Regions from separate parts of the Homo sapiens genome. Here region 2 is linked to region 1. Evidence: chromatin contacts called from ENCODE Hi-C data. All regions are on one chromosome and are shown on one strand. Each heading gives the region's core, a stretch centred on a gene start or an enhancer-like site at or near the end of the contact. The rest is flanking DNA. Distances are from core to core; before and after follow the strand shown. Region 1 holds the start of EGFR (epidermal growth factor receptor). Region 2 holds the start of LANCL2 (LanC like glutathione S-transferase 2).

Evidence for each region. A loop is a pair of places that touch in the nucleus more often than their neighbours do. Pooled maps may share reads with other maps.
Region 2: a map of sigmoid colon shows a loop between it and region 1 (7-fold over the local background). The contact joins the promoter of LANCL2 here to the promoter of EGFR in region 1. A Hi-C loop is called at or near these places in 3 of 168 maps with a recorded cell type or tissue (ascending aorta, prostate gland and sigmoid colon) and 9 of 50 pooled maps.

The regions. Positions count from the first base shown.
Region 1 is chr7:55,015,725-55,021,319 of GRCh38, forward strand. It overlaps EGFR (epidermal growth factor receptor), which reads left to right and starts at 3,293. Exons shown (of 28, transcript NM_005228.5): 1 at 3,293-3,641. The coding sequence starts at 3,554. It overlaps LOC105375284 (a long non-coding RNA gene), which reads right to left and starts at 3,198. Exons shown (of 4, transcript XR_007060329.1): 1 at 837-3,198. RefSeq lists an enhancer at 4,293-4,967.
Region 2 is chr7:55,362,775-55,368,369 of GRCh38, forward strand. LANCL2 (LanC like glutathione S-transferase 2) reads left to right here and starts at 2,563. Exons shown (of 9, transcript NM_018697.4): 1 at 2,563-3,455. The coding sequence starts at 3,252. RefSeq lists enhancers at 2,488-2,677, 3,298-3,757, 3,788-4,027 and a silencer at 2,748-3,167.

The sequences.
Region 1 (5,595 bases), core at 2,043-4,542:
GAGGCATGCTCCTGGTACAAAATCCCAATGGTACAGAAGGACAAATTGAAAAACAAGTCTCCCTCTAAACCCCTGACCCCGAGCTACCTAGTTCTCCTCCCTAGAGGCAAAGCTGTTACCAGATTCTTGTATCTCCTTAACATATATCCTTAGAAGAGCTGTCAAGTGAACACATGTTTAAGTGAAAACCTATTTTAGAAGTGCATTTTCTTAAGGAACTTTAGGGTTGGAAGGAACCTGTGTCAGTCCTTAATTCACAACCTCCATTAGTACTTATTGTTCTTGCACAAAAATCTTTCTCAAAAAAGCCCTTTCCACTCTGACATAGCTTATTCTACTTTTACTTAGCTCCAATAACTTATAAAACATATTTTTGAAAGTCTAAAATCTGCCACTATGTTTTTTTTTCCTAATCAATCTTTACTTTGACCTCTAAGCCAGAGAAAACAGGTGGTCAAATGCCTTTTGCCTAAGATGGAACTTAGAATATTTGAAGACCTCAGATCTTCACCCTGCCAAATAACGTGTTTCTCCTCCCCTTTCACAGAGCATTTGGTTTTAGGAAATTCAGAGCCACATTCCTTATAGACAAGACTAAACTCTTATTCAACATACTCAGAAACTTCTTCTAAGAGGATAACCACTCATCAGAGGAAAAAAGTTTCTCATGTACAGCTGGCAAAGGGATGGAACCATCTGTGTTATTAAAATTGACAGACGCTTATGAGATTTATTAAGGGAAATACTAGAGTCTTAGTACATACTTGCTAATATAGCATACATGAAGGCTTTATCTATAATTTTTTTGGCCAAGCAGAAATTTTGGTATTACTCACCCTAACAAATTTCCAAGACATTATGAAATAGAATTTTAGGTCCTGACATCACCATTTGTCTCAGGTTTTGAAGCGTTGCTGGACAAGAGGGGTAAAACACGGCTCTGCCTTGGATTCAAAGTTGGCCTCTCATACTAGCAAGTATACCTTGGTATCCTGGTCACTTCTCCCGGCCACAGCATCACATTGCTATAAAAGGCAGATACAAGTATTAACCAGCTCACAGGTTATCAGATAAGCTTAGTCTGACCAATGCTTAACACAGCAACTGGGCCACTATTGTCATTCCTGTGGTGGTGGCACACACACCCAGCCTCTGTCCGGGCCATGGTCTAGGACCACCCTCCACAGAGGCTGTGAGCTAGAGCCCTAACTGTGCAGGGCCCTAACTATGCCAGGCTACTTATCTCTCTTAAGAGGACTTCATTAGTGCCTGCTCGGCCATACAGTTTTTTACTTACCAAGTAACACAGTTATCAGCACACTCCAGGTACTAGCCAAGGACTACAAAATCAACGTGAATGTCAGCTTTTGTATCAAAAGCTCAAAGGAGAAACTCAAACTTTACATAGATGTCCCATGAAGATGTTCAGCAAACCCATTCTTCTCTGTTCCCTGGAATCCATCCCAGTATTGTGCTATGTGTGTGTCTAGTAATTCTTTACAAAAAGCTCTGTTTCTTGTGATGCTATCAGATCACATTGAAGAATATACAAGCCGTACTATGAAGGCTGTTGTCTCATATAGTCCTAACGTAGTGAGAACTGATGTTCTTACATGCTGTCTTTTTGGGCACTCAAAGAAATTCCTGTACAGTCTTACAAATCAGTTGTAGCTTAAATTGATTTGTGTTGTGACTTGTACACACAGGTCACATTCCCTTGACAGAAAATATAGTTTAAAACCAAATTTGCAGCCCTTGTTAAGTGAATGCACAGGACTTTATTGTATTCAGGTCTTTTATTGTAAGACTCACTCCTGTCTTCATTTTATGTTCCACTGTTGTGCTTCCCATTTGCCTTTCTCTAGTTTTGTTTTCTGTGTTTCTACGGACTGCTCTCAGCCCAGGTGTGCAGGAAGCACACACATGCCTGCAGAGCCTTCATGGCCTCTGCATTCAGGGCATGACTTCAACGCACAGTGGCTGTACTGATTTGTTAAAACAAAGGAACAGATTACTTCTCCTAATTCACAGGGAAGTTCCAGGTTGTGCGGGCAGTGAGCAGACCTGTGTCTGTCTGCGCTTGCCCTGGTGAAAAACCCCACCGTTCAGGCTGCAGGGTGCGAGACCCAGGCACAAACATTTTGCTGGATGAGGAGGAAAGATGTAAGGTTGCTCCCCTTCAGAGACAGCAAAGGGCAGGTCTGTAGCTTCACTTACTTCAGGATTGTGATTTTTGACAGAGCCGAGAGATCAGGGTTGTTGAACCAGGCCTGAAGGTCCTAGTGAATCTCGTGAAGAGAGGAGGGGTCTGGCTGTAACATGGACCTAGAGGACATTTTTACTGCAGGAGAAGGAACAGTGGGGATGGGGTGGACTTGCCAAAGGAATATAGCTCAAGTTCCTGCAGCCCAAAAAAGCTCAGTTTCTTTTGGCCAAAGCTTCCGCGAGTTTCCCTGGCATTTCTCCTGCGGGAGCTACAGGGGCAGTGGGACACTTAGCCTCTCTAAAAGCACCTCCACGGCTGTTTGTGTCAAGCCTTTATTCCAAGAGCTTCACTTTTGCGAAGTAATGTGCTTCACACATTGGCTTCAAAGTACCCATGGCTGGTTGCAATAAACATTAAGGAGGCCTGTCTCTGCACCCGGAGTTGGGTGCCCTCATTTCAGATGATTTCGAGGGTGCTTGACAAGATCTGAAGGACCCTCGGACTTTAGAGCACCACCTCGGACGCCTGGCACCCCTGCCGCGCGGGCACGGCGACCTCCTCAGCTGCCAGGCCAGCCTCTGATCCCCGAGAGGGTCCCGTAGTGCTGCAGGGGAGGTGGGGACCCGAATAAAGGAGCAGTTTCCCCGTCGGTGCCATTATCCGACGCTGGCTCTAAGGCTCGGCCAGTCTGTCTAAAGCTGGTACAAGTTTGCTTTGTAAAACAAAAGAAGGGAAAGGGGGAAGGGGACCCTGGCACAGATTTGGCTCGACCTGGACATAGGCTGGGCCTGCAAGTCCGCGGGGACCGGGTCCAGAGGGGCAGTGCTGGGAACGCCCCTCTCGGAAATTAACTCCTCAGGGCACCCGCTCCCCTCCCATGCGCCGCCCCACTCCCGCCGGAGACTAGGTCCCGCGGGGGCCACCGCTGTCCACCGCCTCCGGCGGCCGCTGGCCTTGGGTCCCCGCTGCTGGTTCTCCTCCCTCCTCCTCGCATTCTCCTCCTCCTCTGCTCCTCCCGATCCCTCCTCCGCCGCCTGGTCCCTCCTCCTCCCGCCCTGCCTCCCCGCGCCTCGGCCCGCGCGAGCTAGACGTCCGGGCAGCCCCCGGCGCAGCGCGGCCGCAGCAGCCTCCGCCCCCCGCACGGTGTGAGCGCCCGACGCGGCCGAGGCGGCCGGAGTCCCGAGCTAGCCCCGGCGGCCGCCGCCGCCCAGACCGGACGACAGGCCACCTCGTCGGCGTCCGCCCGAGTCCCCGCCTCGCCGCCAACGCCACAACCACCGCGCACGGCCCCCTGACTCCGTCCAGTATTGATCGGGAGAGCCGGAGCGAGCTCTTCGGGGAGCAGCGATGCGACCCTCCGGGACGGCCGGGGCAGCGCTCCTGGCGCTGCTGGCTGCGCTCTGCCCGGCGAGTCGGGCTCTGGAGGAAAAGAAAGGTAAGGGCGTGTCTCGCCGGCTCCCGCGCCGCCCCCGGATCGCGCCCCGGACCCCGCAGCCCGCCCAACCGCGCACCGGCGCACCGGCTCGGCGCCCGCGCCCCCGCCCGTCCTTTCCTGTTTCCTTGAGATCAGCTGCGCCGCCGACCGGGACCGCGGGAGGAACGGGACGTTTCGTTCTTCGGCCGGGAGAGTCTGGGGCGGGCGGAGGAGGAGACGCGTGGGACACCGGGCTGCAGGCCAGGCGGGGAACGGCCGCCGGGACCTCCGGCGCCCCGAACCGCTCCCAACTTTCTTCCCTCACTTTCCCCGCCCAGCTGCGCAGGATCGGCGTCAGTGGGCGAAAGCCGGGTGCTGGTGGGCGCCTGGGGCCGGGGTCCCGCACGTGCGCCCCGCGCTGTCTTCCCAGGGCGCGACGGGGTCCTGGCGCGCACCCGAGGGGCGGGCGCTGCCCACCCGCCGAGACTGCACTGTTTAGGGAAGCTGAGGAAGGAACCCAAAAATACAGCCTCCCCTCGGACCCCGCGGGACAGGCGGCTTTCTGAGAGGACCTCCCCGCCTCCGCCCTCCGCGCAGGTCTCAAACTGAAGCCGGCGCCCGCCAGCCTGGCCCCGGCCCCTCTCCAGGTCCCCGCGATCCTCGTTCCCCAGTGTGGAGTCGCAGCCTCGACCTGGGAGCTGGGAGAACTCGTCTACCACCACCTGCGGCTCCCGGGGAGGGGTGGTGCTGGCGGCGGTTAGTTTCCTCGTTGGCAAAAGGCAGGTGGGGTCCGACCCGCCCCTTGGGCGCAGACCCCGGCCGCTCGCCTCGCCCGGTGCGCCCTCGTCTTGCCTATCCAAGAGTGCCCCCCACCTCCCGGGGACCCCAGCTCCCTCCTGGGCGCCCGCGCCGAAAGCCCCAGGCTCTCCTTCGATGGCCGCCTCGCGGAGACGTCCGGGTCTGCTCCACCTGCAGCCCTTCGGTCGCGCCTGGGCTTCGCGGTGGAGCGGGACGCGGCTGTCCGGCCACTGCAGGGGGGGATCGCGGGACTCTTGAGCGGAAGCCCCGGAAGCAGAGCTCATCCTGGCCAACACCATGGTGTTTCAAAATGGGGCTCACAGCAAACTTCTCCTCAAAACCCGGAGACTTTCTTTCTTGGATGTCTCTTTTTGCTGTTTGAAGAATTTGAGCCAACCAAAATATTAAACCTGTCTTACACACACACACACACACACACACACACACACACCGGATTGCTGTCCCTGGTTCAAGTGTGCCAAGTGTGCAGACAGAACATGAGCGAGTCTGGCTTCGTGACTACCGACCATAAACCCACTTGACAGGGGAAACATGCCTTGGAAGGTTTAATTGCACAATTCCAACCTTGAGCTGCGCGGGTTCCAAGAGCCAGGCCCGTACTTGCTGTTGATGTCATTGGCTTGGGGAGTTGGGGTTTGGTGCCCAGCGCGGTCGTTGGGGGAGGGGCAAGGCATAGAACAGTGGTTCCCAGACCTTGCTGCACATTGGAATTACCTGGGATTAAAAAAAAAAAAATCAAAACAAAAACCAGTGTCTGGCTCCCGCCCCCAGACATTCTGATTTAATTGGCATGGGGCAAGACCTGGACTTGGGATTTTTTTTAATGCTCTTCATGTGATCTGTTGGGCAGCCAGATTTGGGGATCACTAGACGGAAGAAGGATTGTTAAAGTCTCCGGAGATGTTACTTGCCAATGCTAAGAGCTCTTTGAGGACATCTGGAATTGTTACAATATTGCCAAATATAGGAAAGAGGGAAAAGGTAGAGTGTGATTCCAATAATAAAGGATTCCGCTTTTCATTGAAGGAACTGGTGGAAAGGTTTCTTCTCTGCTGAGCCTGCAGGCCCGTCCTGCCTGCCTGGGGTGCCCGGGAGACGCGGGCCTGCTCCGGAGACTGCTGACTGCCGGTCCTGTTAGTCAGGTGTCAGCCCTGTC
Region 2 (5,595 bases), core at 1,313-3,812, 350 kb after region 1:
ACAGTCCGGGAGGGCAGGAAGGGGAACTGTGGCAGGGCCAGCTCACCACACTGGGGCATCTGGTCACCTGGGCGGGGTGGGGGAGAGGGGGGCTCACTGCCTGTTTTCCGTGTTGAGGCTGCAGGGAAGCGTGAAGTTTTGAAATACATAATACAGGCCCCACGTGGTTCTGACCCAGCACCACGCAGTTCTCAGAACCACACATTCTAGCCCTGCAAGCACCTGAGGCTTGGTTCCCGGGCCAGAGGCTGGTACCTGACTCTGGGGTAAAGAGGAGAGCCGGGGCTGTCTGCGGGGCCTCAGGGCTCGGCGATGGCTGAACCCCACAGTGAGAGCCCTCGTGCCCCAGGTTTTCCATCGTCTTCCTCTCACCTTTGGGGCGCTCCAGATAAGAAGTGGCGTTTCTCAGGGAGGCGCCCCCACCTCAGCTCCTCCTGTCTCAGGCCCCACTTGGTGGGGAGCCGCCGCAGGCGGGGAGCCCGGGCTTGCCCCTGCGGGCAGTCACCGCTGCCCTGTGCCCCGAAACCACCCTCCCCGCCCCCCAGTGACCTCCCACCTCCGGGGTTCCTCTCCGCCTTGCTGCCTGCTTTGGCTTTAGAAGGGAGCTCAAGCTCAGCGGCTTTTGGGGCAGCCACGTTAGGTGCTGGGGAATGGAAGAGGATGACACTGCCTATTTTGACTCAGATCTTCAAGGATGAGCACACCCTCCCCTGGTAGCAACTTCTGCACCCGCCGGCCACCCCGTAGGGCCCTGCCCCGCACCGCACCCGGTGGCCTCCCCGGAGGGCCGTGACCCAAGCACCGCACCCGGCGGCTTCCCCAGGTGCTGCTCCGCCCAGTGCCCCCCCAGATCTCAACGTGGTGCCACAATGCCGCCCTCTCGCACATCGTGTCCTTGGACTATGTCTTCCTTTGAAAGGTCAGTTGCCAGGGGCCCTCACGACTCCTTGGGTGTGCTTTGGGCCGGCATGTATGTCCTCTTGCCCTTCTCTTACACAGAAGAGTGGGGAGGGTGTCCTAAGAATTTGGCTTGTCCTAAGGAAAATAAAGTTGTAATTTCAAGGCACTGACCAAGGTCTCTGTACTACTCAAGAGCTCAAGAGTGGCCACGGGGGAAGATAGCCCTGGGTGTAAAAGGGCCGCAGAAGGGAATCCCCTGTGCTCTGCATTAAAAAACCCCCAGGGGACAGGAGGCTGAAGAAAGGGAACCTACCACTTCTCCATAAAATAGTGTCAGTGAGCTGTCCAGGAGGGCAGGGGATCTGCCGATAAGAGAGCATTTAGGAAAATATGCCGACTCCTTAAATTGGGTTTCGATTTTTCAGCTTTTGAAAATATTGGTTTTCTTTAGGACAGGTTTCTGTACTTGCCAACAGTTGCCAGTTATCCACCAGCAGACTGCAGGAAGAAGAGACAATCTTCACCTCCCTCCTGGGTAGGGAGAGCTGAGAATTCACTAGGCTTAGCCTAACAAAGCCCGCAGTGGACGTTTCTGCTGTACCTGTCCAAGGCGTGATAGTTCCCCAGACTTTGGGGAATATCACCGTGGGTTATTTTGTCTAGTTAAGTCCCTGTGGTGGGATAAGGATGGCTCCTAGAGCATGTCGGCATCAGTAGTTCCTGGAGTGGATTTTCCTACACCGTCTAGGTATGAAAATTTGGTGGGAGAAAAGACCCCAGGAAAGGGGAAAGCAGGAAAGTGGAGCTAAGGGATGCTGCTATAACACTCATCCTGTTGTATCTGTTCTGTTTCCCTGAACTTTGAAGATAGTTATGCTGAGTACCCCCTTTAAAATGATTTTCTTCTACACTGTACCTTCCCATGGTCATGTTCTTGGTGGGGTGTGTTTCACATGTCCAGCCCTGTGGGGTTGGGGGGACACTAGAAGAGGTAGTGGGAAGCCAGACTTTCCCACATCATTCCACCGAGGCCACGGAGGCAGGAGGAACCGAGCCTTCCCTGTGCTCGGCACTGTGTTTTTCTTCATCATGTCACTTTTTACATTAACGTGTATTTTTGCTTGCTTCCAGAAAAGCACCTACATCAGCTATGCTGTAATCCTTGCTTTTCTCACCCAATAACTGGGAATCCCCAGAGAGCCAAAACTATCTTTTTAATCTCTTATTTCTTCATCACCTAGTACCATTTGGTGCTCAATCAACGTTTACTGAGCGGAAGAAAACGGAAATAAGACATTTTCCTCAAGGAGCAGAAATCATTACACGTATTTGGTCCAAACAAATAAAAATAAAGAGAACCAATGAAGACTGAAGTAAACCACATCACGATTACATAAATGTAAAGATCTGGTTGCTTGTGTCCTTTTTATAATACATACTATGATCTTTGCCAATTAACACTGGAGGACTCTTTCTGGTCGATAAAATGTTTGGATAATTAAGTATGCTTTCATTTTATGTCCCGGTATCAAAGATGTCCATTTATTCAAAACAAAGGGAGTGAACATAAAACATAAAAAGAAAAAAAAAAAGGCCTGTGGCTCCTCCTCCCAGACACCCCCCTCCAACAGTGATGAATAGGAGGGACTGTCTCCCTCCCCCATCCCTCGGAGACTAGCCTTGCAGTGTTTTAGACTGTTTTGAAATTCTGTTCTTTAGAAGAGATTTTTTTTTTCTTCTTAATATCAAACAAAGAACTGCTGCTATTCCTTTGGGCTGGCGCAGCAGGGGCCGGTGAAATGCAGGCTGACGACGGCGCGCCAGGGGCTGAGCTCGCCCCGGTCGGCGACGCGCACACACCTTGAGTGACAGCGACCTCTTCTCTACAGGTTTTCCCCGCGGGAGCGTGGCCCTAGCGGGCGTTCGGTTTTCTTTGGAAATCGCGGAGGGGGCTGGCCGGGCGCAGCGATCCCCACCCCGGGACTCCAGCCCCGGCCGTGCGCGTCGCCGCGGACGGGCTCTGCGGGCCACGGGGAAGGTGCGAGGAGGCGCGAGCAGGCTGTGAGCCGCTGGGCGCTCCCGCGAGCCCGCTCCTCTCCGTCGGGAGCAGGGCAAAGGCGCCAGGAACAGGGCAGAGGCACAGCGCCCACCGCCTCTGCGGCCGCCTGATGTGCGAGCAGCCCGCGACGAGGCAGTGCACGCTCAGACGCCCCGCTCCTCCCGCCAGCGCGCGGCCTCGCTCCTCCTAGAGGACGCTCTCTGCGCGGGCCCTCGGAGGAGGCGGCGGCGGGGCGAGCTGCAGCGCCGGGACAGGAGGTTTGTCCCCGCCCGCGCGCCGTACCGCGGCGGAGATGGGCGAGACCATGTCAAAGAGGCTGAAGCTCCACCTGGGAGGGGAGGCAGAAATGGAGGAACGGGCGTTCGTCAACCCCTTCCCGGACTACGAGGCCGCCGCCGGGGCGCTGCTCGCCTCCGGAGCGGCCGAAGAGACAGGCTGTGTTCGTCCCCCGGCGACCACGGATGAGCCCGGCCTCCCTTTTCATCAGGACGGGAAGGTGAGTCGGCGGCCTGGCCGCAGAGGCGCCGGAGGGGGAGCGCGGCGGTGGTAGCGTCCACCTTCCGCCAGGCGTGACGTCACAGGCGCGCGCCGGGCTTGGGAGGGCGCGGGATGATAGCGCCTAGCACCTGTCTCCGGGCCTTCCCGATGAGCCGCGCTTAGGGTCCGTGGGCTTCAGCTGCATGAACCACGTTCCAGCAGTTCGGCCCTCCTGGCCCCAACGCGCCTTTGAAATACGCGGACAGTGCGCTTTCCTTCTTGGCCCGAGCGGCGCTTCGCAATGCGGGCTTGTGCACTCGTGAGGCCCGCGGACACCTCCCGCCCCTGCGCGGCGGAGCGCTCCGCCGGCTACCTGCTCCTCAGAAGTGGCCTGGAGGCTGGATTTCCTTGGCCATATCTGGTCCCTGGGCTCTCGCCGACAAAGAAGCATTGTCCGTACTGTCTGTGTGCCCAGAAATGGGAAGCGGGTGTAAGGGGAGGCCAAACTTGACTTTCTTAGTGTCGCGAGGTGGGTCAGAGCGTTACATTGACATAAAACAGATTAACAACAGAAAAACATACATCTCTTGAATATGTTTTACGTGAAAAAGACACAAAGAAATGGCAAAACCCAAATACTTTTGTGCTAGGCAGAACCAAGAGCGGCAGCTGTGGGAGAGTAAAGTGTGCGGGGAGGCTAATGGAAGATGGAACTGCTTGAACCACGTCTAGGTAGAAATCTCCGCCTTGCTCGGCTCTGGTGCCGAGTGTTTCTTTGTTCCTGGTGTAGGGAGGCCATGTTTTACAGGAGTTTTCTCTTGTTTCATGAAGAAAAGGGGGCAGTTTAGAGCACTCTTCTGTTTTTCAAGTGCTTTTAGCTTAAAATAATCCTTATGCCAGAGACATATTTTTGGGATGGCATACCCTGTCACCCTTCACGGGCTATCTGAACAGAATCTAACGTGGGAGGCAAAAAGTGGGAATAAAACAGAAGATTGAATATCAGCACAACTGTTTTCATGCTTGGTAAAACCGTACCTTTACCAGGTTTTCTTTTTCCACTGAGGTACGTGTTCCAATGGCCACTTCACCTCCTTGGATCTCCATGTATTTCATATTTGGCTAAAACTAAGAAGGTAATTTTGAAAGAGCCATTGGTCTGAATATGGAATCTAAGGCAAGTGACTTCTGTAAACCTCTCTCTTCTTGAATGTGGTTAAAAACTCGAAACAGGCCGGGCGCGGTGGCTCACGCCAGTAATCCCAGCACTTTGGGAGGCCGAAGCGGGCTGATTGCTTGAGCCCAGCAGTTCGAGACCAGCCTGGCCAACATGGCAAAACACCGTCTCTACAAAAGAAAAATACAAAAATTAGCCGAGCGTGGTGGTGGACGCCTGTTCAGCTACTCAGGAGGCCGAGGTATGAGAATCGCTTGAGCCTCGGAGGTCGAGGTTGCAGTGAGTGGAGATTGCGCCATTGCACTCCAGCCTGGGCGACAGAGCTAGACGCAGTCTCAAAAACCAAAAGCAAGCAAACCTGTGGGAACAAGTCCTAACTGATGGGGATGTGTCTGAATTAGATGAAGCATATAAATTGCCTAGCAAACTGCCTGATGTGGTACCTTAAGAAAGGCCTCAATAAATGTTAATCTCTTCCCCTTGATGATTTAAGTTACACGGTTTAGATTCATATTCAATATTGGTTTTTCTCTAGATTTCTTCTATTTTTACATACAAATATGTGTTTCATTTGTGACTTAGTGTTTCATTTTTTAATAACAAAAATAAAAATCTGGCAAGCATTGAAAAAACTGCATCATTCATTCTTATTACCAGTGGCCATCTCAGTACTATCCTTGGAGTAGGTAGGTTACAGCAATGCTTAGTGAAAGATGAATGAAATGAACTCTTGACATGAGAATAACAAAAATAATGTTAGAGACATGGGAAGCAGGTGAGTTTCATTTGCAGCCTCACAGGAGATAAACACTAATTCAACTCAAAGTTTTGAAATTGGGTATTTTTCTTTTTAGCCTTTGTATCTGGATAAATGTGATTTTTGACCTCAGTTATATACCTGATTTATGTTGAAAAGAAAATTAGACTACAAGTAACTAATGGGGCTTGTGATATCTCTGCAATGAAATGTAAGTTGGGGTGG